7 separate regions of the Homo sapiens genome follow, and all the other regions are linked to region 2. The links are chromatin loops, found by intact Hi-C in ENCODE. Cell type or tissue: endothelial cell of umbilical vein. All regions are shown on one strand.

The links. Hi-C counts contacts between places; a loop is a spot of excess contacts. Peaks named below come from ENCODE experiments on the same cell type or tissue, not always from the same donor. Only the 100,000 strongest peaks of a DNase experiment are listed, where the experiment ranks them.
Region 1: it touches region 2 in a loop (6-fold over the local background); 36 of 110 quality-filtered maps call a loop at or near these places.
Region 3: a loop joins it to region 2, with 5 times the contacts of the local background. A loop is called at or near these places in 6 of 110 quality-filtered maps.
Region 4: it touches region 2 in a loop (3-fold over the local background); 9 of 110 quality-filtered maps call a loop at or near these places.
Region 5: it touches region 2 in a loop (4-fold over the local background); 33 of 110 quality-filtered maps call a loop at or near these places.
Region 6: it touches region 2 in a loop (8-fold over the local background); 43 of 110 quality-filtered maps call a loop at or near these places.
Region 7: it touches region 2 in a loop (1.9-fold over the local background); 3 of 110 quality-filtered maps call a loop at or near these places.

What each region holds. Positions count from the first base shown.
Region 1 is chr7:116,784,881-116,788,880 of GRCh38, forward strand. All of the region lies in intron 19 of MET (MET proto-oncogene, receptor tyrosine kinase), which reads left to right. Among named protein-coding and RNA genes, the nearest start is that of CAPZA2, 76 kb to the right of the region's middle. In endothelial cell of umbilical vein, a CTCF peak has its summit at 2,065 (motif pointing left); a DNase peak (open chromatin) is centred at 2,061.
Region 2 is chr7:116,670,293-116,674,292 of GRCh38, forward strand. It overlaps MET (MET proto-oncogene, receptor tyrosine kinase), which reads left to right and starts at 1,904. Exons shown (of 21, transcript NM_000245.4): 1 at 1,904-2,285. The region is part of intron 1 of COMETT (cytosolic oncogenic antisense to MET transcript); the gene reads right to left. RefSeq lists silencers at 1,512-1,561, 1,692-1,821, 1,882-2,071. In endothelial cell of umbilical vein, CTCF peaks have their summits at 1,596 and 1,876; DNase peaks (open chromatin) are centred at 1,689, 1,969, 3,099 and 3,359; H3K4me3 peaks cover 2,672 bases; H3K27ac peaks cover 2,511 bases.
Region 3 is chr7:116,614,594-116,618,593 of GRCh38, forward strand. The region is part of intron 2 of COMETT (cytosolic oncogenic antisense to MET transcript); the gene reads right to left. Among named protein-coding and RNA genes, the nearest start is that of MET, 56 kb to the right of the region's middle. In endothelial cell of umbilical vein, no CTCF peak of the experiment used is centred here; DNase peaks (open chromatin) are centred at 398 and 2,258; H3K27ac peaks cover 2,235 bases.
Region 4 is chr7:116,170,753-116,174,752 of GRCh38, forward strand. No RefSeq gene overlaps it. Among named protein-coding and RNA genes, the nearest start is that of TES, 38 kb to the right of the region's middle. In endothelial cell of umbilical vein, a CTCF peak has its summit at 2,465 (motif pointing right); a DNase peak (open chromatin) is centred at 2,479.
Region 5 is chr7:116,770,664-116,774,663 of GRCh38, forward strand. MET (MET proto-oncogene, receptor tyrosine kinase) reads left to right here. Exons shown (of 21, transcript NM_000245.4): 13 at 835-991; 14 at 1,186-1,326. Among named protein-coding and RNA genes, the nearest start is that of COMETT, 85 kb to the left of the region's middle. RefSeq lists enhancers at 1,607-2,806, 1,961-2,105 and a cis regulatory region at 2,027-2,040. In endothelial cell of umbilical vein, no CTCF peak of the experiment used is centred here; DNase peaks (open chromatin) are centred at 498 and 1,988; H3K27ac peaks cover 1,877 bases.
Region 6 is chr7:116,589,776-116,593,775 of GRCh38, forward strand. The region is part of intron 2 of COMETT (cytosolic oncogenic antisense to MET transcript); the gene reads right to left. Among named protein-coding and RNA genes, the nearest start is that of CAV1, 67 kb to the left of the region's middle. In endothelial cell of umbilical vein, a CTCF peak has its summit at 2,156; DNase peaks (open chromatin) are centred at 1,936, 2,166, 2,876 and 3,816; H3K27ac peaks cover 1,746 bases.
Region 7 is chr7:116,216,847-116,220,846 of GRCh38, forward strand. All of the region lies in intron 1 of TES (testin LIM domain protein), which reads left to right. Among named protein-coding and RNA genes, the nearest start is that of TES, 8.3 kb to the left of the region's middle. In endothelial cell of umbilical vein, no CTCF peak of the experiment used is centred here; DNase peaks (open chromatin) are centred at 455 and 1,505; H3K27ac peaks cover 2,843 bases.

The sequences.
Region 1 (4,000 bases), 110 kb after region 2:
TGCCTATGAGCCTGTAAAATAAAAAAACAAGTTAGTTGCTTACAAGATACAACGGGGGTACAGGCATTGGGTGAATGCTCCCATTCCAAACGGGAGAAATTGGCCAAAGCAAAGGGGCTCCAGGCCCTACACAAGTCCGAGGCCCTATGCAAGTCCAAAACCCAGCAAGGCAGTTATTAAATCTTAAAGCTCCAAAATAATTTTTTTGACTCCATGTCTCATATCCAGGGCACGCTGATGCAAGGGATGGGCTCCCAAGGCCTTGGGCAGCTCTGCTCCTGTGGCTCTACAGGGCTCAGCCCCATGGCTGCTTTCATCGGCTGGCATTGAGTGCCTGCAGCTTTTCCAGGCACACGGTGCAAACTGTCAGTGGATCTACCTTTCTGGGGTCTAGAGGATGGTGGCCCTCTTCTCACAGCCCCACCTGGCAAAGCCCCAGCACTAAGGGGAGGTCTCAGGGAGCTTTTTACCCATGGCAGAAGGCAAAGCAGGAGCAGGCATCTTGCATGGCAGGAGCAGGACCAAGTGGGGGGAGGGGGAGCATCTTATATGGCAGGAGCAGGACCAAGGTGGTGACAAGCTTTCACCAAGGGGAGAGGTGCCACACACTTTTAAACAACCAGATCTCCGTAGAATTCTATCACGAGAACAGCACCAAAGGGAGAAATCTACCTCCATGATGCAGTCACCTCCCACCAGGCCTCAGCTCCCACACTGGGGATTATAATTCAACATGAGATTTGAATGGGGACACAAATCCAAACCATATCAATCATTCTCCAAGACAACTTGAAAGGAGTAGAAGCAGGAAGATGAAGTGAGAAGTGGAACTTGAAATAAGACACAATGAGAATGGAAAGGAAGAGATGAAAGGAGGAGCATCTCAGAGGTAGAATCAGAAGTATTTACCAAGGAATTGATAAAAAGTCAAAGATTAGCAAAGATATATGCTCATGCAATAACACATATATGAAGCACAGAAGCAAAAGCTGGACTCAGAACAAAAATAGCAAGTTGAGCCTTAAACACACTGAGTTTGCCTTGGGAGTAGAATGTCCAGGCAGAGAAGTCCATCAGGCAATTGAAAATGTGAATCTGCAACTTGTAAAAAATGTATTATTCAGCCTGGGCTGTCATACAATAGACCACAGACTGGTTGGCTTAAACAACAAAAATGTATTTCTAACCATTCTGAAGGCTAGAAGTCCAAGATCAGGATGTCAGCATGGTTGGGCTCTATTGAGGGCTCTCTTCCTGGCCTATAGATGGCCACCTTCTTGCTGTGTCCTCACATGGCTAAAAGAATAAGAGTCAGTTCTCCAGTATCTCTTCTTAGAAGGGCACTAATCCCAGCATGAATGCCCACCCTCATGACCTTGTCTAAACTGAATTACCTCTAAATGGCCCCATCATTAAACATTGTCACAGTGGGGCTTAGAGCTTCAACATATGAATTTCCGGGGAACACAATTCAGTCCATAGCAGGGGTCAAGGCTGGGAATATGCTTTTGAGAGTCCAAAAGCAATTATTCAGTAGTCCAAAAGCAATTATTCAACTACATATATAAAGTGAAAGAGAAAAGCAGTGAGGTAAGGGACCCAGAAGCAAAGACCACCATGAAAGTCAGAGTAAGAGAAAGTTTCAAGGAGAAATTGGATGCTCAACAGAGTCCACTGCTACTCAGTACACCAGAAGGGTCTTGGAAGCTGAGTAACTTGAGTGATTTGGAGGTCTAGAGTGTGCTTAGGAGCACAGGTGTTGAATGGAATGGAGAGTACACTTATTCTATTCACATGTTGTAAGTCAGAGGACTGTGATGTCTGAAGATAGAGAAACATTTGATGTTTCAGTCCTTAAGGATGACAACTAAAAAAGGAAAATGTGCAAACAAAGTAGTCAGAAAATAATGTTCATGGGGGACATGCACTTGAAGAGAAAGGGTTGGTAGCTTTTGAGAGATGATGGGTCAGAGATCTGAGTGTGGCATGGGAAGCAAGAAGTCATCTCATCCACCTCTCTGTGAATCAGCAAGAGGGAGAGGTGTGACCCCTATTGGCAAGAGTTGCAAAGAAATTGTGACTTCAACTGAAAGCTGAGTTTCAGTTCCTGTGAGGAGGTAGGGGAACTATTAGAGAATAAGACGAGGTGACTGGGAGTTTGTTTTCAATGAGTAAGTAGGTCATAGGTCATGGTGGAGGACCAGGACTTCAGCATGCATGAGATTGGTAAGAGAAAGTGATAGTGCCATGTAGAGCTTAATGCCTGGGATTTTGATCCTGAAAGATTCTGAAAGAGGTGAAAGAAGTGGGTGCTAGAGAGGGAGACTGGGGACATGTTAGTGACAGTGGCAGGTGAAGGCAAAAGATAGGGAGAATTAACCCATCCTCCAAGAACATACTGTTCATTCAGACTTGAGGGTTAGTCTGCCATTAAGAAGCCAGAGCCAACCCTTACAACTCAATAATAAGACTGTCTTAGTCGTTTTGTGCTGCTATAACACAATACCACAAATTGGGGGATTTATAATGAACAGAAATGTATTTGGCCCACAGTTCTGGAGGCCAGGAAGTCCAAGATCAAGGGGCCACATGTGCTGAAGGTCTTCTTGCTGTGTCATAACATGGTGGAAGGCATCACATGGGTGTGAGAGAGTGCAAGAGAGAGCAAGAGGTGAACAGATTCTCTAACAAACCCCCTTCCACAATAATGAACTGACTCCCAAGATAATGACATTAATTCACCCATGAGAGTAGAGCCTCATGACCTAATTACCTCTTAAAGATCCCTCCTCTGAACACTGTTGCATTGGGAGGGGATTAAGTGTCCAACACATGAACTTTGGGGGACACATTCAAACCATAGCAAAGGCAATATTACTCAATTTTTTTAAGTAAGCAGAAGATTTGAATAGACATTTTACCAAAGAGACGTAAGAATAGCTAGCTAATGAGCACATGAAATGAAACATATGCCCACATGAAGATTTGTACATGAATGATCACAGTAGTTTTCTTCATAATAGCCAAAAACCAGAAGCAATCTTAATGTCCATCAACGGGTGAATGGATAAAAAAAAAATGTGGTGTGTCCATACAATGGACTAAACCATTCATCAACATAAAGGAATTACTGATGCCTACTACAGCATGATAAACCTCAGAAACATTATGTTAAGTGAAAAAAAGGCAGATAAAAAAATTACATGTTGAATGGTTCCATTTATATGAAATTTCTAGAAAGAGGCAGAACTACAGAGTCAGAAAACAAATCAGTGGTTGCCTGGGGCCAAGAGAAGGAGTGAAGATAAACCACAAATGGACATGAGGGAATTTTCTGGAATGTTGAGATGATCTAAAACTGGACTGTGATGATATGATAGCTGCACGTCTATATAAATTTACTAAACATCATTTAATCACTTTAATTTACTAAACATCACCAATCACTTAAAATTGGTGAGTTTTATGATCTATAAATTATACCTCAACAAAGCTGATTTATAAAAAAAGAGCCTGATGAAATTTTGGATGTTTAGGGCAAGTGTTGGGATTCTAAGCTTCTTGACAGCCACATACATGCAACAATACCCCCACCTCCCCAACAAACACACACAGACAGCACAGAGGCCAAGGCTTCCACCATAGCCACAGTCACTCAGATACTTGACTGGAAATGTACATAGATTTCTGCAGATAGGATGGTGCTATTTCTTTCTCACTCTCATCGAAAGACACTATTTTGTGCTACATAAAGGCTGAACCTGAATAATCTGTACATAATGCTGCTTTGGGAAATGGTTACTGATTGCATGGATAAATTTGCACAGTGTTTTACTTCCAGGACAGCGCAATCTTGAATGTTGACATGGAACATTTCCAAAAGCATGCAATGAGCTATGTGTATGTTGAAACCTGCGACCAAAAACTTGCCTGCTTGTAGATTGGGTTTTCTTTCTAGAAAATGCCCAAATGGAGTTTGGCTAAAATCTGAATACTCTTT
Region 2 (4,000 bases):
CAGTTGATAAATGAAATGATGATTTTCAATACAGTTTCAAAACTGGATTGAAATTTTGTTAGTTATTAGAAACTAGAAAGTTTCAGTGCTGAAAATACACAACGGGTTGTTTGTATTTATCATCTATTTTATTTTCCAGTTTGCATTGGCTTTTCTGGGTCTTTCTACAACTTTAATTGTAAATTTTTTCTTTTATATTTTTATCATGGCACTCAAACTCAGAAAACCTGTTAAGGCAACTACATAATGTGATCTAAAAATCCAGTTAACATATTGCTATGGAAACCAGGAAATAGAAACAGCACTCTAATCATTCCTTTAGACAACTATGGCTCTGTGTGTGTGTGTGTGTGTGTGTGTGTGTGTGTGTAAAACTTTTTAAATTCATTAATTTATTCATCTTTTATTGAAAGCTGTTACTGAACCCAAAATCTGTAATTGATCTGTCCATAAATAGGCCCAGTGCCTTATTACCAGTAAATTAGTGTTTTTTAATGAGCTATAGTCATTGATAAATTATGCCATGCCGTATCAGGAAATCTCCAGTCAGGCCGCGTTGTTTATTTAGCCTGCTGAGGCCTCTTGGTATGGTGTGAAGGACACCTGACTGGGCTGAAAGCTAAGTTCTAACTTTGCCCCTCTTACTAACCAGCTATGTGACTCTCCTGGGAACTTTTAGGGACTCAGTTTCTTTACCTGCAAAATGGTTCAATGCAAGACTTTAGTAACGTAATGGGAACTTTCCTTTTCCATAAAACTGGGGAATCAAGAGGTAATCTCTTTTGAGGACTGAAATCACTCTTATGTAACCTCTGGTTACATTATCATTTCCAAGTGCCTGGCACTTGGGAAATGATAACTATTCTTACTACATTTTTCTATGTTTCATTCTGTAGTAAATAAGAACTGAACCTGCATAGTAACTGTTATTTTAACCCATGACTTTCAATAACGAAGATATCTATGTCTCATTATCTATTGCCATGATTGAACAAGTTGGTATGAGAGCCGGAACGAACTCAAGTTCTAACCGGCAATGCCCGTTCCTTAGATCCTATTACCTTTGAGTGTTCATTTACTCTTGTAGGTGCCAATTTTTATAGCGAAATACAAAGTTATCCCAACACAATTACTCCTAATAGAGTTCACCGAGGCCCCAAAAGCTCTTTTTTAAAAATCATCATAAGATTTCAACATTCAAGAATTAAACTTTTGTTCTGTTGTGCTTATTCATCGCTATTTGCCCAGTTATTTAATCAGCCTGCTTCCGGCTATGGAAAAAAAAAAAAAGAAAAAAAGAAATGGAAGTCTCCTCAGGGTTAAACTCCTCTGTTGTTCTTCCTTGCAGAAATTTGAGTTATTATAGTAGAGGATAATCGTTGCATAATGAAATCATTGGGACAATTCGTCCATCCACTTCTACCTCCGCCTCTAACAATGAACTCCTTGTTTCTGCGGTGCCCAAATCTCTCTAAACCCGGGTGGGCGCGGGGCGGTTAGCGGAGACGTGGGAGAGGCCGAGAGCAAAGCTCGCGCCCTTCCCGGGGTCAGCGAGCGGGGTGCCAGGAGGGTGCGCGCCCTGCATCTGAGCCCGGGGTGACACTCGCCTCCCAAGCGCCAGGAGGGGGAGACTCGGTCCCGCTTATCTCCGGCTGTGCTAACTTCAGACTGCCTGAGCTGGGGGAGGAGAGCGCGCAGCCAGGGCGAGAAAACTTCTCCACCTAGAAAGTTTCACCTTGTCGTGGGCGGGGCAGAGGCGGGAGGAAACGCGACCCCCGCGGGGCCAGGCGCGGCGCGGACGGCAGGAAGGGCGGGGGCCGATTTCCCTCTGGGTGGTGCCAGTCCCCACCTCAGCGGTCCTCGGAACCCGCGGACTAGGGGACGGACAGCACGCGAGGCAGACAGACACGTGCTGGGGCGGGCAGGCGAGCGCCTCAGTCTGGTCGCCTGGCGGTGCCTCCGGCCCCAACGCGCCCGGGCCGCCGCGGGCCGCGCGCGCCGATGCCCGGCTGAGTCACTGGCAGGGCAGCGCGCGTGTGGGAAGGGGCGGAGGGAGTGCGGCCGGCGGGCGGGCGGGGCGCTGGGCTCAGCCCGGCCGCAGGTGACCCGGAGGCCCTCGCCGCCCGCGGCGCCCCGAGCGCTTTGTGAGCAGATGCGGAGCCGAGTGGAGGGCGCGAGCCAGATGCGGGGCGACAGCTGACTTGCTGAGAGGAGGCGGGGAGGCGCGGAGCGCGCGTGTGGTCCTTGCGCCGCTGACTTCTCCACTGGTTCCTGGGCACCGAAAGGTAAAATTGCAGCCCCTTTCAGATCCAGTACCCAATCCCTCGCCTCAGGGGTTCTGCTTTCTTTGTTCCCCTAAGAGACCTGACTGCTGTTCCAGGGGGCAAAACCACGTAGGTGGGCTAGAGTTTAGGGGCTTCGGAAACTGAAGAGACGTGGCCACGGCGAGGACGAAACTAGAATGGGGCTTGTCTTTTTAGGGGGTTGCTTCTGATGGCCACCTGTATGACTTAGGAGGGAGAGGGGCGCTGGGACAGTGGGTGATGTGTGACTGTTACGGCCCAGCAAGTTTTAAAGCTGGGATCTGACTCAGCCCTTACAAAAGGGATCCGGTCATCCTCGTCCCACCGTGATGCAGCTGGCAAGGTTTGAGCCGAGCTGTTTCCTTGTTCCCAGCCTTGCTTTATCTGTGTTATGTTGGGGTCCTTCCAAGGGGCAGGTGTTTCTGTGAAAGTCTGAATTCATTTCTGGCAATCACGCGGGGCTTGTGATCCATCAATTTTCCATCGTACCTTATCTCTTTCTGGGGCTTGTGGTGGACATCTATCTTATTAGGTGAAATAGATTATAACCAGAGGCTGAGCGATGTGGCCAGTCGTAGTGCTGACCCGATAATTAAAGCACCAGTGAAAGTACTTTCCCTGACTATTGTCAATGCAGAATTTACTCCGAAGTACGGTTTCCCATTCATATCTTTCATGTTTTAAAAGAGCCATTTGCTAATTTGGCAGTTGGAGAGGGCTCCAATGGCTCACGCATGAATAGTTGCCCAGTGTATTTTACCTTATCACAGTTTTATGTTCAAAGGAGCCCTCGGGCAGAATGAAATATTGTCAACTCTCTTAGGCAAAATAATCAAGATACTTTAATTGCTATGTTAAGATGGTCCATGAATGTGAGAGGATTGTAAGAACTGACGTTGGAGGCAATATAGACTATCTGGACCCTCTCTTGAATTTTAAGAAGACTGTTCACATTCTGTAGCTTTGGGTGGGGGTTTATTCTGTCGCTTTCATCAGCCAGACACATGCACATTGCCATGCAAATGGATTCAGAAAAACATTATATTCCCTTACAGCTAAACTATTATAGCTGACTAATGAATTTTTTCTGCATGAAGATGATCTGAAAATGATGTACATCATGTTTCTCTGTGCTACAGGGACATAAATTGCATTTTTATGTAAACAGTGTAAGTGGTGCTTGGATTATTTACAGGTACATAGCTTTCCTTCCTTGATCTAAGCTAATTGAGCTTTGTTTTGAACGTGTAAACTTCCATAATGGAACATAAGTGAGGTACTTTGGTTCCTATCATTTGCAAGTCTGTGGTGTATTCAATGTTCATTCTTTTTGAACTGCTGAATAACAGAGGGAAAATTTACATCATTCATAAGAAATTTTGGTAGTACAAAAATGTGTCTGATAGCCTATAAAATGTACTGCTGTTTTAAAAATTCTATTCCGTTTTCAAACTTAATGGTGTATAAGCTATAGTTATTAACTTAAATATATTTTGCTTTTAACATGATGGAATTTGTGGCATATAGAAGACAGTCTGCCGACTACTGCTTTTTCAAAATTGCTTTGTTCTTGATACATGGCAGTAGGGGTTTACATTAGATGTATACTACATGCTTTCAAAATTAGTTGATGGAGTTTATCTTCATGATAAAAAATGTACCAGATTAATCATAGCCAGTCAATACGAAAGCTCATA
Region 3 (4,000 bases), 56 kb before region 2:
CTTACCTAAACATGTGGCTTAGAGGATCACATTGCCCAGCTTTGATAGCCAAGCAGTGCTAGTGGAATCCTTCTTTCCCAGTCAGTAACCAATAAAGTGGGAAAAGCTGTGCCCCTTGTTCCCTGTCTAAAGGCTGCAGGCGAACAGGCTGCTCATTAACTGCAACCAGGGAGTAACCGAGAGAGTATCTGCCAATTCCGATTTTTCCTTTGTGTCCAGACAGAATTCATTTGTTAGGAGTCTCCTCTGTGACCTTAGAGTTGACTACAGAAAACAATACATTTACATGATGAAGGTAGCGTCAAAGATTTCAGTTTATTAACAACTTGGAAAGACGCTAATTCTGGACCCAGTAAATACACAGATGGTTCATTTAAGGAGGAAATATCTGCAAAGTCATGTTTCCTGGTGTCTGAGACCTACACAATAGACAAGTCAAATGGTTAGCAATCTCAGTAGTGTTTCTTTAATTTGATTTGAATCCTGTACTTTCAATGTTGACTTCTGAGCTTTATCTTGACTTTCTTTGATTGGCACGCCCTTCCCAAGGAGCTGGTTGTCTAGGTGATGAATACTGCATGTCATAATAAAACAAAATACTTTTGAGGTAAACAGTCACTAATGCACTGGCTTTGGAAGTTTAACCTCTCCCCTGATGGAGGGAACGGGCATGAGGATGCCTCCCCCTGGAAATTGTCAAAACAGGGTTCAGTGTCAATTCATCCATGTACTTGCTCATCCTTGACGATCTGCAGTGAATCTACATTATGAAAATATTTTTAGTAAGCTGGATTTTTTAAGAAATAAGAAAAGAACACTACATCATCTCCTGCCAATTGGTATACGGCATGTGTAAATCATTTCTTTACAATTCCTTTCATAACTTATAAAATTCACATTCCAAGAATTTCCTGGAAGGATGTATGCAGTTAGATTTAGGTGGTTATGCCCTTTTCAGTTTCAGCACAGCTTTGAGTCTTGCCCCAACCTGAGACCTGACCCCCAACCCCCGATTATCAGTAATTCCATCTAGTTCGCATAAAGAGTTCTCTCAGTTATTGCTCAGTGACAAGCAGTAGCTTGAGAGAGGTGGGAATAGAGAGCAATATAATAGCCAATCCCTTTGTACTTTTTATGGAAAGTAGTGAAACTGAAGAGAGACAAAAGCCATCTTGAAAGAGTGAAAATGACAACAGGACATCCGTGGCTCATTAGGCTAGCACAGTAGGCTTCCCCATTTGGAGAAATGGGATTTGAAGTCCCAAGAACAAATGAAAGGTAATTGTTTTGAATGCTCATGCTATTATTTATTTATAAGAATCTACACACACATACCACATGCACACACACACATACCTTCACACCTACATGCACACCAGAGAGCTTAGTAAATGAGTATGCTGTGCCCAAGAATGGAAAGGGTAGAAACAGCAGGAGCAGGTTCGTTGGCAGAGCTATACAGCAAAAGACAAATATACCCAGCATACAGTATGTGTGCTTGGCTCAAGTCTGTGCAATTAGTACTTCTATTTACAGCAAACCTCTTGTACCAGCAATTTAAGAGTAAATGACAACTAGTTTGAAATTGTTTGATCAGAATGCAAAATTGAACCAAGGTAGGTTCTAAAGCAGATTAACTAACTCACTTTTTTTCCCCCTCCTGCTAATTGAGAGTACATGTGCTCATTCCTGGCATTGATTTGCTGGCTTCTAATTCAGGATATGAGTTTAAAATATTAATCCACAAACTTCTCATTTTCTTTATTGGTTAATACAACTCATGACAAATTGTACTGCCTAAATTCTTCATCTTAATGCTTCCACTCTGAATTTTTTTCTGATTCTTCCATCTATTTCATATATTTGTCCTTATCACTCCCCTCACAGGCTATATTTTTATTTTTTCCTCTGCTAAATTTTCTTAGAGCAACATTAGTCAGAAAAATGAGAATATGAGTAACAGAGATTAATAGATACCACTCAGAGGACAGAGGCTCAGCACAATGTAAGCTCTGTGCTGAAGAATGGAATCATTGGAAAGAAAAAGAGTTGGGTGCCCAGAGGTTGATGTGGGCTGAGTCCTTCTTTTCTATGAACGTTTCCAAATACCTTATTTGGCAAGCACTGAGTCTTGCATTAGTCAATCCGTTTTCCTTTGGAGTTTGCAATTAATCTAATTTTCCAAAGATGCCAATTTGCCTGTTTGCTGAAGAGAACAATATTGGTGTTACACAGAGGGTAGTTGACCCAAGCAGACACATAATGCCTGATCTTGAAGCCTATTCTTTACAGATAAGGAGATGAACTACACTCTACTCTGTAGAATGACTCACAAAGATGATTGTTCCAGCAGCTAGTGCCATGAAAACCTCTGCATTCCAAAGCCCATTTTGAGAAGTTATTGTTCTTCAAAGAGCCTACTGTTTGCATTACAATGTCATTTACATTACATCAGAAAAAAACTAAAATTCACCTTTGCCAAAAGGAAAGGCAAAATCATTACAGGAAGTTATACTTTCTTATTTCTAAAACAAAAATTGCCCATATGGAGAACCAACCAAAATAAAAATTTCTTGGGAACAAATGTCAACCATTTAAAAGATATATTTGATGTTAACATAACACAGGTATTTTTTAAATGATACCACTTTTTTCACAACAATTTTCCTAATTATTCACACCACTTACAATTCAGAGAAATAAACTCGGAAGTGTTTTGAGACATAAAGAGGGGAGGGAACTTTTTTTTAAAAGACCACCTGTGTGTGAAGTGCTTCACTCAGATCATTTCACTAGACCCTCAGAACAACCCTGTAGGGTCCACAGGATATTCTAACAGGTAAAATACTGAGGCACAGAAAGACTAAATAAATCATCCTGGATCACACAGAAAGTAAGCTGTATATTAAGGGAACATCTGTCCTGAACCATCATAACCTTTCCAGCACAATACATTATATGCTAAGTTTCTTTCTTCCTTTTCTCTCTTCCAAAAGCAAATGTCTTATAACGCAATGACTAGAGAACTCTTCAGGAATATATCACCTAATTTAGTAAAGGTATTCTTATGAATAAATCAAATTCATTTTTAAGAGAATCAAGGATATTTTCTTCTGCTATAAAGTCTTCAAGAAATAATTTTAATGTTTTGTTTAAATTAATATATGCTCTTCTATTTAATGTGCGTGTCCTAATTTGTATTTTAGTATAACAAATTCAAGCACAGCACATCATAATTATGAACAATTCTTCATATGTAAACATAAAGCACACCAGTGACCTACCAGGAGTAGGTAATATTATTCAAGTTGTTTTTCCAGCAGTAGTGATGAATTGGCACCGATTCTTTCTTTCTTCTTTTCTTCCCTGGTTCCCTTGGGGAAAATTGTATGTATTTGCATTTGCCAGAAACTCTATTTAAGATTGAGAGCATAAAAAGTGTCCCAAGTGAAACAGCCCACAAGGGAATTACACCTATGACCTTGGCCTCATTCATATCACGCTCGAACCAACTGAGTTAAGCAGCTGTATTTTCTTAAGTACAAGAACATATTTATTTGGTAAATATGGGAGTTTCGACTTCTCCAAGCCCCTCAGAGACCATTAAGTGGACTTCAGCATTCACTTGTTCAACAGATTCTGATTGAATACTTAAATGCAGACAGTCTAGTACTTAGTGATTTGAGAGCTTAGTGATTTGCATCAAGCAGTACAAGATGTGACTCCTGGTCACCAGGAATTACAAGTTAGTTGATTAAGGGAACAACATACACAAAAGTATAGCCATATGTATTAGGTAAGCCTGGGCCTGGATTCAGAGAAACCTGGCCTTGTATCCTGGCTCTGACACTTACTGGCTATAGGATATCTATCATACGACTTCTTCTTTTAGGTTCTACTTCCTTACATGTAAAACAGAAAGAACCTCAGAAGTAGTCTTGAGACCCAGATGAGAGCCTATTCTTCAAGTTCTTCACATAGTGACTCACATATATTGAGC
Region 4 (4,000 bases), 500 kb before region 2:
TTGAGAACAAACCTGAGAACAATTGAATGGGTGCTCCACTTCACACCTTGGGGAACAGTAGAACAGCAAGAGCAGATAAACAAGTCCCGTCACATGGAGCAGGGTAGTCCTACATCTTCTGCCTGTCTCCTGAGGAACAAGAAATGATACAGAATTGCCCATGTATGGGAGAAGGCAGATAGCATGAGCTTACCTGGGGAGTCTGGATAAGGAGAAAGTTAATTTACATACAGCACAAAGCTTTGGGATCAACTTCCCATGTCAGGGATTGAATGAGAGTCACAGCTATATCTTTGGGCAAGTTCTACTAAGCCAGAAATAGTGAACCAGATGGTGGAGGTGACTTGATCAGATAACAGAGGTGACCAAGTTCCCCAGAGCAATCTCCTCACCATGTCAAGGCCAAGAGAACAGACCACAAATTGTACCACCTAAAGACACATTAAAAGTGGCAGCAGTATGGAGTCCTCAACCATGGCCCCAGTGAACTGCATGTTACACAGTTATGTGTCATCAAAAGACTGATATGCCTTTATATTATCAGAGTGAGATTTGATGCCAAAACATCCAAGCCAAGTTCTGTGGGAGTCGCAGATAGAGACAAAGCACAAAGCAAATTGTTCCCCCTCAGCCTTGCCGTGGGTTTTGTAAGAGGCAGGAGAAGAGAATATGTGAAAGAATGAGCTTAACAAAAGAGACCATTTTAAAACAGAAGAGCATGAGCTACTTAACTGACAATTTTATATCTATTCCACAATCCCCACTGGTAAAGACGGGGGTTTGTAAGCAAAATGATTTCAAAATAAAGAAAATAAACTGGTTACTTTGTTACTTTTTTTTCTTGCACATCTGAATGGTAATGCACATATTTTCACCTCCCATCGCCAATCCTAGGCATTTGCTCTTGGGAAAGGTACCTTAGATCATAAGTCAGCTAATAAAGAGAATGGCAGACCCATGTTCTCATAGTGAAAGGATTAAAAAGAAAGCCCTGCAAGGAGGATCTACGTTCACTGTTTCTTAGAGGGCTGAAGAAGAGCATCAACGTCCACCAGTTCGAATCCCAGAATCTCAGACTCAGGTGGATCCAAGGAGTGATGATCCTTCCTGTGAAAAGCAGTAGAGGTTTTGCAAGGGAAGATAGTAGAGTATTGAATGGAGAATGTTCAGGAATGGAATGTTTGGAGCTGGAGGGCACACAGGGGTTTAAAGGTGAGGACTGGCTGCGCATCTTTGGAAGGTGGAATGGGAGTCATCCATGACGTCCCGTTCTTAGGAAGCCCTACGTTATTTTGGTTCCTTAACTTGTGAGATTTGAGGAAAACTCCAGGTTAACTAGGACTTTAATATGGTCCCTTTTAACCTTGTAATTCCTTTCTAAAATTTCTCTCATCCTAAAATAAAGAGGTCACATATTTTTAGAAAATCAGGTGTGATGCCTTTGTGGAGGATGAAGGATGAAAGTAGACAAGAGGTCTCATGGATCCAATGGAAAAAAGTATGTAATAATATTGGGGCAACCACACCTCAGAATAGGTGAATGGATGAATAGAAATGCCAGAGCATGACCCACAGAGAAACTGGTAATGGAGGGAGATCCTGGAATCTGGAAAATATCCCAGAAAAAATATGTGGATGAGACATTTTACAACCAAACCTTCCTCCAACCCTCACAGGTTACTGAAGGAACAGAACAGAGCTTGTAAACTGCAAGCTACATAGTTATGTGTCTTCAAAATACTAATGTTGTTTGTATTATAAGTGGGATTATGAGTCATTTTGTTTCTTCTGTTTTCTAGAGTTCATGTAGACACATGCTTTCCATCCAATAAATATTTATCAACATTTACAATACACCAGGCATTCTTCATCAGTGAGTAAAAGAGGCAAAAATAAACCCCTGCCTGTACTCTAAAGAAATACAATGTAAAAGCAGACAAAAGCAACTATTAATATTTTTAGCTCAGTGGTCAAATATGCCTCTCTCATGTGTGCACAAATGCATGCACGCAGAGGCACGCACACATGCACACAAACAGAGTGTCTTTCCCGGTTTTCTTAATTTCAACCTGTTTATTTCCCCAGTCTCCCCACTTATTTCTAATTCTTCATTTCACTCATAGGTTTATTAGAATTTCTCAGAGTTCTTTGAGCTAAAAAGCTCAGTAATTATAAGTCATCTGTTGTGCCCCGAAACCTTTATTAAATTTTATTTAGACAAAATTATAGAAAACAATTCAGTATGCTTCAATTAAAATTAGCCAAACTATTTTCTCATACACACTGCATTCCTACTGCCTCAACACACATATACACAACCACATACACCAGTAATATTAAAAGTTAAAAAGTAATTTGCAATTCAAGTATGTTTGTTGAAATAATTACTACAGTTGTATATGAATGTTCAGTGAGGTAAGAGGAAATTGTTTATTACTGAATAATGAAAAAATATTACGCTTGTCCATTGGGTGGCAGCAAAACTCTTCCATACTGTTAAATTCTCAAAGCCTTTGTCTTCAGTGTCTTCATGCTAAATTTGATAGATTATACTACACACAGAGGAAAATCCTCAATTCTTCCCTTTCAGGAAGGGGCTGCAGAAGCAGTGAGATTAGTGCTGCATTGAGTTTAAAGTCTTACTGGGTATAGAAGAAATTATCTTTTGAATTTAAAAAACAACAAATTTTATTATTTTATTCTTCAATTCAATCCAAAAGATTCGTGTCAATTACGTGTCAGTACTATGCTGGAAACTTTCTATTTTCATGAAGTTGGCTCCAGCGGGTAGAACTCTACACGAAAAAATAAACATCTGCAACATCAAAAACACCCGGCTTCAATCTCCATCTTCCCTCTCAACACCCTCCTATCATCTGAGCAAACACTCCTTCTTTCCAAAAAGTTACTACTTGATTGGAAACTTAAGCTAGAAAATCACCATAACACAGCATCAAAATTACTGTTTATCTAAAATTGTATAAGTAAAGCAAGGATATCCACTCCATCCCTAAGGTCAGAATTTTTAAATCCACAAACAAATATTTACTTAACCTGCCTGCTCCACAGGGGCCTTTGACCCTCCCTCCTTTGCTCCCAGAACAAAGAGAGAAAAGAGCAATACAAGTGAAAGGAAGAGAATTAACAGTTGAGTGTCAAGAGATGCTGACTGAAATGAACAGAACAGGGCAAGTATGTTAAAGTGCTTCCCAGGTTTTTTCATACGGCATACATCGAACATGCTATTTGTTTTGATACTTTGAGGTAAATGAATGATACCCTTAGATCTGGAAGTGACCAGCCTAGAGTATCTGGCTGTTCTGGGCCTGGAGACCCTGAAGGCCAAAGAGACAAAGGTATCTGTCCATCTGTTCCACACACATGGCACAACCTCTATGCCCCAGCTCACCTACATGGACATTAGGGTTACATGGGGAACTAAGAGGGCTTTAAAATCACTATTCTCAAGAAGGTCCATAAACTCATCAGTTTAGAGAATCTTCTTCCTCCCATTTTTATTTTATACATTTTATGCTTACAAAATGTACATTTTGGGACAATGTGCCCCTGTGGCTTCCCCAGCTTATCCACATATCCCTCTCCCCACATACTATTCATGTGTTGTCACCCACCAGTTACAGAATCATGGAAGGTGATTTACTTTATATTCACTATGTTTGGGGGAATCTTCTTTGGAACCATTTTGTGCTGGGTCATTGTTTTTAAAATTTTTAATTTAATTTCAAGTTCCAGGATACATGTGCAGGATGTGCATGTTTGTTACATAGGTCAACTTGTGCACCAAACATGGTGGTTTGCTGCACCCATCAACCCATCACCTAGGTATTAAACCCCACGTGCATTAGCTATTTATGCTGATACTCTCCTTTCCCCAACCCTCCCCCAAGAGGTCCCTGTGTATGTTGTTCCCTCCCCGTGTCCATGTGTTCTCATAGTTGAGCTCCCACTTCTAAGTGATAACATGTGGTGTTTGGTTTTC
Region 5 (4,000 bases), 100 kb after region 2:
AATCATACAATATTTGTCTTTTTATGTGTGGCCTATTTTACTTAACATAATGTTTATCCACGTGGATGAACATAAGATTCATCCACGTTGTAGCCTGTGTCGGTACTTCATTCCTTTTTGTGGATGAATAATATTCCATTGTATATATCCCACATTTATCCAAGAGTAAGTGATTTTTAAAGGGTTCCTGAAGTCTTCTGAAGTTATAAAATGGAAAAACACACAAAAATTAGAAAATCAAAGGCTGAATCATGAGATCAGAGTTGGAATTTCAGAAGGACCATAAATCCTAAAAATCATAAAATGTTAGAGCCAGAAGGGACTTCAAAGATTTCTGCTGTGTATCAAAACTGAAGTAAAAATATTCTGAGACTTTATTGTTCCATCATAACAGTACAATTATTTACCTCTTATGGGAAGTCTTCTCTGCCCTCCACCCCACCGTCCAGGACAGAATTAATGTCCCATTGTCTCTGTTGATTACTGTTTAGTCATACTTCTATGGTACATACCACACTGTACTGGAATCATTTATTTATATGTCTGTCTCCCCTTCTATACTTCAGTTCCTGTTTTTTGTACATCTTTTTATCCCTAATACCTAGTTACAAATACAAACAGCTAAGTACCACATAAGTACTTAAGGGATCAGTGTCCCCTAATTATTTGAACACTGGAGCATAATTGAGGAATCTCTTATTATCCTGAAGGCAGTTATGCCATTTGTAGAATGGTAATAACCAGTTGGTATTTGGGACCCAAAGTGCTACAACCTGTGTAGTACAAATATCTATCATGGCTAAATGCTGACTTTTCTTTATTTGTCATTTTTAGTGGAAGCAAGCAATTTCTTCAACCGTCCTTGGAAAAGTAATAGTTCAACCAGATCAGAATTTCACAGGATTGATTGCTGGTGTTGTCTCAATATCAACAGCACTGTTATTACTACTTGGGTTTTTCCTGTGGCTGAAAAAGAGAAAGCAAATTAAAGGTGCATTTTTGTTACTGTTCATTTTTAGAAGTTACCTTAAGAACACAGTCATTACAGTTTAAGATTGTCGTCGATTCTTGTGTGCTGTCTTATATGTAGTCCATAAAACCCATGAGTTCTGGGCACTGGGTCAAAGTCTCCTGGGGCCCATGATAGCCGTCTTTAACAAGCTCTTTCTTTCTCTCTGTTTTAAGATCTGGGCAGTGAATTAGTTCGCTACGATGCAAGAGTACACACTCCTCATTTGGATAGGCTTGTAAGTGCCCGAAGTGTAAGCCCAACTACAGAAATGGTTTCAAATGAATCTGTAGACTACCGAGCTACTTTTCCAGAAGGTATATTTCAGTTTATTGTTCTGAGAAATACCTATACATATACCTCAGTGGGTTGTGACATTGTTGTTTATTTTTGGTTTTGCATTTATATTTTTATAAAAACCTAAAGGAAGTATTTACCTCTGCCAAGTAAGTATTTGACACAAAATTACATGGCTCTTAATTTTAAAAGAACCCATGTATATATTACATTATGATTTTAGAGTCCATAAGCTCTCATTTCACAAAAAGGTTAATTTGAGCAAAAGTAATTTGTTTATCATCTAAGTGCAATAGTAAGAAATTGCGAAGCTCTCTTTTACAATCCAGGAAGAGTTAAGTTACAAAATATACTTATTTAAATGTAAGTTGGAACTGCTACATTTTTTACCTGTTGAAGCCCAAACATTGAAATTATACTGTTAGTAATTCTTCGAAGTGTTTTCAATGAACTGTTAGTACACAGCCTTTTTCCCACCATATTCTAGGACTTGAATGTATTTTGAGACTTAGCCAAGGAAAACCTTCAATTATGCCATGAAAAAAAGGAGGGGTCAATATCATCAGCTTTGTAAAACACTATGCCTAGTAATGTTCAGGTTAATCAGAGTTTTCATGTTGTTTTATTTAAATCTCCTGGTAAAAGCAAAAGGTCTGTATTGTATCAGCTCCATTATCTTTAGAAGTTACAGGATGTGAGTCAAGTACAAGCATTTCCTTGGTTGAATATTTACCATTGGACAAATAAAATGAGTCACAGATCATTGAGGATACTGGAAAAGTTAGAAGTTGCTCATCCAAACAAGTTCAAGAGCAATGAAGCACTTAACATTTTAACATTTTCAACACTTACTACCTCTTATGTTTTGAAGTTTATGTTATTTCTATGGAGATACACATAGTAAACATTGTCTTTGCCCTGATTCCATTCACCTTTAAAAATCCATTCGTTTAACCGTGTGGAAAAATCAAACCTAGTTTATTGTTTTGAAATTTAGATCTATTTAGTATTTTATGTGCACATTTAGTGCATCTATTTAGTATTTTATATGCACATTTCATAGTTCTAATCTGAGATCATTAAAATTTACAAATTTTCTTTGAAAAAAAAACTTACCTAATCTTCTTTGAACCTCCTTACTCACCAAAGCTCTGTCATCATTGCTAAGAAGGTTGAGTTTCACACTCTTTTCTCCATTGAGCCTGCTCCTTGGAGACATGAAAAGAAAACAGGTAAAAGAGGGTCATTTAGAGAGAATGAGAAAATAGGTGCACAGCCAAAACCTAATGAAGAGGCAACTGCAGAGCTTTCCTCTCTACATCTGGTGGGGACAGCATTCTCATCAGACTTTTTCACGGAGACCTAGAGTGCTATGTGGTGTGACATCAGGGTGGCACACTGATGGTTTCAATTGGTTTCTGCACATGTTGGAATTTAGCTGAAGAGTCACGTTTTCATGCCAAAGGGCTTTTATCCATGTCTCACCAAGGATTTCCCTCAATCTGTGCACCCTTAAGCATTTAGAGCCCTGATCTCCAGATGCAAAGGCTTTAGGAAGTGAGAATGAAAGACCTGAGTTTAGAGAGGCTGATTGGCATTCCCAATCCCCTGGGGAAGGTTTAGAGACCCTGACTCCTTGGAATTAAGGGAGCAAGTACCCAGCTAGGCTCCTTCCTTCCTCACTCACCCAACATTTCAGGTACTTCACTGATGTTCCACATCCTTCTTTAAAGGTTGCTCTTGTCTTTTTTCTGGCTAGTGTCTACTATAACTGTAATTGATGCCCAACGCTTTTCTGGAACCACTTTTGGCCAAGTTCATTTATTATTAATCAAACTGTCCACTGTAGAAAATACTAAAAATGCTCAAGTGGGATTAGGAATAGTCAAGGTACTAACAGCATTCTTTTTATGCCCTTCTCTCAGATTCTGATTCTCCTGCTTATTTGCAAACAAATGATACATTTTGGTGCTAATGAGGAACCCCCACATAACCTTCTCCCTGTGTTACATACTAATACATTTCAATACTATGCCTAGTTTATCTTCATGTCAGTTGCTGTGGCTATGATGCCCCCTCCTTGATATGTGTGAATTCCCAGTGGAAAGAGAAAGGGAAAGTGGAAATGCCCTATTTGGCATTAAGAAATTGACTATCAGCACCATTTCTTCCCCTGAAATAAAAAAAAAAATTCTCCTTGCAAAAGGGAACTTTGCCTGAGGTTCTTACAGAGCTTTGGTTATAAAGATCAACTTATAAAGAATGCTTACCCCTTTCATAGTGTCCTTAACTAAACAACAAGGATGGTCCACTAACCGAGATCTAACCTGCCTTCTCTAAACAACAGTAACACTAAATCCAGTGCCATCACTGCACAGTGGAGAATTTACCACTAATGTGAAAAGCTTTCAGTTTTGGGAATATAGCCATTATTTATTTCTAATCATATGTGTATTTTTCCCTTGGCCAGGAATCCATAGGTTTTGCACAATAGTAATTAATTCCATTAACAAATAGTAGTGTCTCAAAAGGCATCTTTTTCATTTTCTTATATTTGAGCTGGATTTTTGTGAGACGAGGCAATTGCTCAACTACCTTTGCTGCTACCACTGCTTCCATTCTTAAGGACATAGTATATTCAAAAATAAACCATAAGCATGGCTTTTTGCTATTGATAAAGAGAGAAATGTCTAA
Region 6 (4,000 bases), 81 kb before region 2:
TATAATACTATTAAACACTTACTTAGGTGACATTTCTACCTGTTTTTCTTCTGGATACATAAGGGTTATCCCTTAATTGGATGGTAGAAAACCATATGGATTTTACATTTTAAAATGTACAAAGTAACTAGTTCTGAATATTTGACGTACATATGGGAGTGATATTCTTTTTTTGCACAGTAATTTGATAATAAGGCAGAAGTTTGGGGGCAGAGTGGGCTTAGGTGTAAAAAAGATAAAATTAATTATAGATATTACACCCAACCTTTATAAATCACATGTCATTTTACTTATTTTAGGCCAGACCTCCCTTCCATGCATATGCATCGTACTAAGAAAGATGCTTTCAACAACAATGTAATAAATTGCTCCCAGTCGCCTTAAGCCTTAAGTCTTAGAGGGGTGTGTGTGTGTGTGTGTGTTAGAGAAGTTGTTTATCAGAAGGAATTAGTCTCTTCAATGAAGGCAACAGAAGAAATCACGACAGAGTATATGCTAATGAAAGAGTTAAATGAGTGGAGTTTATTTTAGCTGCAAGAGCACACAAGAAAACATAGCGAATGATAAATAATTTGGAATTAGTCAACTGGGATGAGGTTTCTATTAAAATCCTTGAATGAGACCATTATCCTTTTAACAAAGAAAAAAAAAAGAAAGTCTGTATTTTAAGAAAGCTAAATTTTTTATTGATACATAATGACCATACATATTTCTGGGGTACATGTGAAACTTTGATAAATGCATACAATGTGTAATGATAAAATCAGGGCAATTGGGATATCTATCACTCAAACACTTATTATTTCTCTGTGTTGGGAATATTCCAAATCTTCTAGCTATTTTGAAATATACAATAAATTATTGTTAACTATAGTCACCCTACTCTGCTATTAAACACTAGAACTTATTCTTCCTATCTAACTATGTTTTGGTACCCATTAACAAGAAAGCTAACTTGTTAAGTTAAATAAAATTTAAGGAAATTGTCTAAGTATTTTATCTTTTTTAGACACCATAACAAATAGGAAATAACATATTTTTATATCTCATGACACTCCTAGCTTTTGTTTAAACCTGAACTCTCAAATACAGAGAATTAGCTTAGAAAAATAACTGCAGGGGTTAGGCTTTGAAATTTATCTTACTAAGCATGACAGCATGTTCTCAATGTTTTGCATGTTTCAATCTTTGTTTGTGAACTAGAAAAAGCATCTTTATTTAAATTCAATTAAACCAGACCTACATAGCTGAAACCCTGAGAGAAAACACAATTATGGAATCAATCCCAAAGCACTTGTATGGTGAATTCAGGCAAAAATGGAAATGGTCAATGTGAAATAACAAGATTAATATACAGCCAATCAGTAAAGAAAGTAAATTAAGTATATTGGTGAATACCACCCCCAAATTCATCAAGAAATTTTCATGTTTCCATACACTATAAATCTATATTATCTAAGACTGCAGCCTCTAGACACATGTGGCTACTTACATTTAAATGAATCTTTCATTAGACAAAATTAAAATTTAGTTCTTCAGTCTCACTAGCTACATTTCAAGTGCTCAGTAGCCACATGTGGCTAGTGGTTAAGGAGTGGACGGCACAGAGCTAGAATATTTTTATGATAACCAAAGCTCCATTAGATGGCGTTACTAAAAATCATCAAAATCTTGTCTCAATTCTTTGTTATAACATGTTTTGAAGGAATTTCACATAGTGAAAGAATAGCCATACACCTCCAAGTAACAACTGTTTCATTTTCTGGTTTATTGGGTGAACATATTCCAAGCTTCAAAATAGAGCTGGCATACATAACTATTGCTTTAAAAAGATAACACACAGGGTTCCAGAATTGGAAAAGACCTAGAGATAAATCATATATTCCATATGTTCCGTCATTCTCATCTTACCACTGAGGGCACACAGACTAAAAGAGGAAAGTAACTTGCCCAAGGTCATAGGAACAGTTGGCCCACAACGATAGGACCCAGCTTCCTGACTTCAGGTCGCATTGCGCATTCTGAACACCAGTAAGTAAGCTACATCTATCCTGAGACTATATGGTAACCTGACTACATCTCTCAAGTTATATGAAGAAACGAAAAGGAATAAAAAACGGAGACTCAATGTACTGTATACTTTATGTGAAATATTTAGCAGTACTCAAAATTAACACTAGGTGTCAGATCATCAGATTTGAAAAGCTAAACCTGATGAACTCGGAGATTTTCTGCTTGATTAAAAATAATCAAATCCATTGCAAATAAATCCATTATTTGATTAGAAATAATTAAATCCATTGCAAAATGGCATGGCATGATAATTTTGATTGACTTGGTCGTCCTCAGGAACTGAAGCTATATAATCAGTTAAGTCCCTGCTTCTGATCTCTTCTGATTTTCTTCTAAGAAGAGAATAATATTTATTTTTCATAAGTCTAAATTAATTTCTGTTAATTATTTGGGGACACTTTTAATTGTTCTCTGCATTTGAGAAGAAGCCAAAATGTTCAATTCTCCTTAACCTCTTAAGTCTCTTAAAGAGACTTAAAGTGGCATTATACTTCATCTTCTGATGTGTGCTTAACATCGCTACTGTGACACAGCTCCAGTACAAATATTAAAAAGTCTTTGCCTTAGATAATTTAAGGAAAGGATGCAAATGAAAGGCAAGAAATAAAGATTTAACCCCTGTATTGTCAAGCAACGTAGCAGGTTGAAGAGGAGGGAGATAAGGGGATGGGTTTAGTCGGAGGAAAGAGCGAATCTGGGGCACTGCTGATCAGGAGACGGGACTGGCTTGAGGGACACACGGCAGAACAGGCTCATAGCCCAAAGCCAGGTCTGGAGCTAAGGGCAGAGTGAAGAGGGAAGCTTGGCAAGAGAAGGGAACAGGAAGGAGTGTGGGCAGAGATAAGGACCGCAATCTAGCCAGCCGTGACTCTGCCCCTCCCTCTGAAGAAGAGAACTTTATAGAAGGGAAATCAGGCGACAAAGTCAAGGAAAGAGGTGATAGATTTAGAAGACCTTGAAGGGAAAATGAATCCATTGTCATTCTGGGGAAAATGGGAAGGGTAAGATTAAAAGAAATCAGAATTCAGAGCACAAGAAGAATTCCCATGAAAATATTACACCAAAATATGTGCCCATGAAATCACGTTCATTTTTAACAGAAAGGGAATTCCACAAGCAGTGACAATTGTCGATTTTGCTTGATAAGTTTTGCAGCAGTCATGGCATTCATGCTCCTATTCTCCAGCTTAGGAACACTGGGGGCCCCTGGAAACATCAGGGTTACCTCAAGATTTTCACACAAGCTGCCTGGACTTACGTTCCGGCTGCCTGACAGCCTCTGTGATCCTCCTATAGCCATTTTCAGGCACTTCACGGAACAGGCCTTGCAGTTCAAAAAAGCAAGTAGACAAAGTGTCCTCTCAGGCAGCCACTTTTTAATCCCCCAACACCCTTTTTTTAGGAACCTATCCAAAAATCTGTGGATCATATAAAGTTTCCTTTTCTTACCTCCTACCCCCGAATACTTTACAACATTCCACCAAATCTTACTCCCTCGGAGCATCAGGTTCCTAGTCTAACCAAGAAAGAAAGGTAATATGCTAATGGAAAGGTCTGGGGTGCCCTTATAACGCATAAACTTCTGGCTTCACCCAGGGCTGGCCTTGCATCTCAACAAGAGAAAACTCACAATTGCTTCAAGAGCATTGACAAAGTGAGGAAACTCACTGTTTCCTATGACCATTTTTTCTTGTATTTAGAGGAATCAGATTTCCAATGTTCTCAAACTGATCCCTCTGGCATTCTATTGAAAAACAATCTCATAAAACTGAGGGAAACCCTGCTGTTTTATGTCTGTATTCCCAAATCTAGGAAAAGGGAAATACCAGTTAAAAGAATACAGTCCCGGCGTGAGCTGAAAGGATTATTTTTCCGGAGGTTTTAAATCCCATGGTGTTACAGGGTGCTGCAGAGGTGCCTCAGAGCC
Region 7 (4,000 bases), 450 kb before region 2:
CTTACCTTGGTATTTAATTATGGGAAAATGAAAAATAATGGAACATTTATTTTCTTTAAAAGTTATCTCTCTCAAAATAAGGCTGTTAAAATAATTTTAAAAGATTAAAAAAAAACTATATGAGTGCTTTTTTACGTACCATGCACTGTTCTAGACTCTGGGGTTATAGTTGTGAACAAGAATGACACTGAACTTAAGCTTGTATCATAGAATTATGCTATTGCAAGTGTTGATAGAGCAATGTAAATATTGAAAGTAAGCACAACTGGAATTATACCCGTCAGTGAACTCTTGATAGGTTAGCAGTACGCTATGTTTCTAACACAGACAGTGAGCAATTTTGATGGTGATCCCTGGGCTTGATTCTTGGTTTTGCAAACTTTGTAATTAGGGATTCTTATTTCATTTGTCTTAAGTAATAGCAAATGTAAAAGATGGGAAAATGAGAAAGCAGCTTTTATGTATTAGAATGTGAAAAAGATTATGAATGCATAAAGCTATACAAATAGACTTACACCTATAATATACACAAACTATAAGTCTTCTCCCTGCCTACAAATGCCTTACAAAAGAGTCATTCTTGGATTTCCTGTTTGCAGTCATAGCTAATTTTTGTTTGGTAACTACTGCCATGGTAACCAAAATTATGATTTTAAAAGAATTGTTTATTAAATCATTAATATACAGGAAATTATTTTACTTTTTACAAGGTGGTGGTATCCAGAGAAATTATATTATTAATTATGAAATCAACTTTTTCTAGGAGAGGAAGATAAGGAAACAAAAGACTAATCAAAAACATTGCAAAACTGCAGATTTTCAGGATTTTAAAGAAAAATAATTTGGTAATTGATAACTTCACTACTGTTCTTTGAGTAAATATCCATGTTTAAAATTTGCCTCAAGCACTATTAGAGGATTAAATTTAGAGGTTATGCTTTTCAACTGCCCAACTACAATCTTTGACTCTCCTACAAAAGAGCTGCCATTTAGCATGGTTTTGTCAATTTTCAGTTCTAAGTGCCCTGTCTACCTAACATTCTAGTTAGATAATGGGGAATTAGAGCGATAAGGATATGCATGACTATAATTTTCTAAGTATCACTGTATTTATTTTGGTCAAATTCAAAAAAGTAAAAAAGCATAGTTTAGAATTGCCAATTTCTCTGTTCCTTAGTCTGTTAGAATGGTGGGGAGTCGGCTCAGATTTGAGCATGGCTTAAAGTGGGAGAGCGTTATTAGAAGCCAGCCTAGTGGGGATTGCTGAGATCTCATCTGCTGAATGACAGCAAAGTTACTACTCTGTAAATATACTTAATCTGAAATGCTGAATTATCCTCAAACCATGAGTGATTCAGCTTGTGTTTATCATTGTGACATTCTGGCCACTGTGAAAAGCTGTAAACAGGAGTTTCAGGGTGTTCATTGCATAGCTTATCTGAGCAGCGAGCCCAGCAGAAAAGATGGCATTCAGCCCAGCAGAAATGCCTTGATAAGGAGTCCATTAATGCATCTCTAGCCACAATGAACTTTTCCCTTGCTTTGTTTGATGATAAAGTGATATCATGTTTCATTGAAAAATGACCATGTAGATGTTAGGTGGATTTTTGTTTTTATATGACCACAACGTGACAGTCTTAACAGAATGAGTCACAAAGTAAGGATCAAGGATCTGATTTTTCCTTTATGAGATACTGGCCTACAATAAAAATAACTGGGGGTTAAAAAAATTACCCTTTGTTTTTCGTAGAGAATATTAAAAGTGCAGTTTAGATTTAAAACTACAGACTCTAAACTCCATATCTATCAGTATCACCTCTTGAGCAAAATACCGATGTCACCTTTGATAGATTTTTTTTTAAAAAAGGAAGGAAGATGAGTGAGCAAAACAGATGTGTAAGTTAACTACAGTGCTGGATAGAATGACATAAGTGCTATAATACAATTTCTTATCTGGGATGAGGAACCTTTTTATAAACAAAAATTAATCATTGGTTGATATTTTTAAAAACACAATAAAAATTTATTACTTAAAAGACAAATACAGGGCCAATTAAAAAAATTATTAAATGCAAGAGACACAAAATTACTTTAAGTATATAGTAGTTCCTAATTGCCTACTGTCAGTTTCTCTGCCTATCTCATCACAGACTAGTGACTTACACTTTGTGAACTGCCACTTTGAGTAGCACAGCAATAATAGAAATACAAACAACTGTTATGAAGTCTTAGAAGCAGAAGTAACTAACTTTAATTGTGTGGGTTGCGATTATTTTATCAAGGAAACACCTCCTATAGAATAAAGAAGCTTTCATTAGGCAAAGAAAGCATTCCATAAAGAGGAAATAGCATGAACCAAAGGTACCTGGCTGTGAAAAGTCAGTAAAACCACCCTTGACATTTTCAGTTTTGTCTCTTCTAAAATAAAGCTAAAGTAGATGAGCTGCAGTAATTTGTAATTTTTCCACAGTACAGGTTTGAATTAAAGAGGTATGTCACTGAGCTAGTATAAGACCCTAGCCCACAGCTGAAGAGTTTCTGATCTCCCTTAACTGTGATGATTATTTAATACATTGTGTCATCTATTGAGAGAGAGGAGGAAATTTCACAGTAGAGTCTAGCTCATTTAGGCTGGTCTGGACTCTGAGCTGTGGACTGGGACCACAATGTTGCCAGGTTTTCATCCTTCTTAGATCAGTGAAGCCAACAGTAAAGGTCATGCCCAACTGCAGGAGCACCTTTTAAGCCTCTTCTTATGCCAAAGCAGTCACATGTCCAGTTCTGAAGTCAAGGAGAGAAGTCCAGTCTAGCAACTATGAGGCTAGGGCAGGGATATGATGTTGAATACTATTACGTGGGAATGAAGGATTGGGACCATTACTTCAGTCTACCACGTGTGCTATAGAGGGACAGTTGAATGTAGGGGCTTGAGGATACTTTTCTGAAGATCTTTCATGTATCAAGAGTATTCTGAGATGATATTCTGTATGGTATCAGACTACACGTTTCAAAGCAGAGTAGTTTTTGGTCATTCTGAAAAACTGTAGAGGAAAGTTAACTTTGCAGTATCCCTTACTTGATATTTAGGGTTTCCTTTTTTTAATCTGGTCACTCTTCTGTTAGCTTTGAAACATAGGCCTCTCCAAATTCATTCCAGCCGGGTCATGTGACTTCCGTGTTAAACGAAGACATGTAAAACTCATTTCTTTGGGAAATGGCAAGTTGCCTAAGGTTTTGAAGGGGAATTACAAAATATTACCTTTTATATACTGCAACAAATGGAAAATATATTCTGTGAACATTCCAATAATATGTGTTAGACTCTATCTTTGGTAATGGAATAGAAGGTTATCCCAAGATAATTGGCAGAATTTAAAGGTAAAAAGAGGCAAGACAGATTTCAGTGGCCTAACTCCACAGCTCTTTTAAGATGTCCCAGGTAAACCAGTAGTGATGTTATTCATTGTTACTTTCTCATGGACCAGATAAAATTAAGCCAGAGGGTAGGATCATCCTGTGGACCACTGTTGCCCACTTTTCTCTAACAGTTAGGGAATTTAAAGGAAGCAGCGCAGACTTTGACTTTTCCAGACATAGATTTGGATCCCACCTTTGATATTTACTCAGTAATTTGGCAACAGTTGCTCCTTGGTTTCAGAGATCTAATCTGCAAAACATGGATAGTACTTCTTTATTGGATTATTGTGAAATTAAATAAAGTAGTACATGTAAATGTTTAGAACAGTGCCTGACATATAGCAAGTACCTGGTCAGTGTTATTAATGTTCTCTGATCAGTTTTGTTTAGTTAGTTAGACCTTAGTACCAATAAGTAAACATTTTGAGAACCAGAACTGCATTAAAGTTGGGTATCAGCTTTAGAACCCTGGGTTCAGTTTTTGGCCCTGGCGTTTATTAGCTGTGTGAATTTGGGAAAGCTACTTAGCCCTGTAAACCTTAGTATCCTCATCTGAAAATGGGTTTCAACTGTCTACCTCACA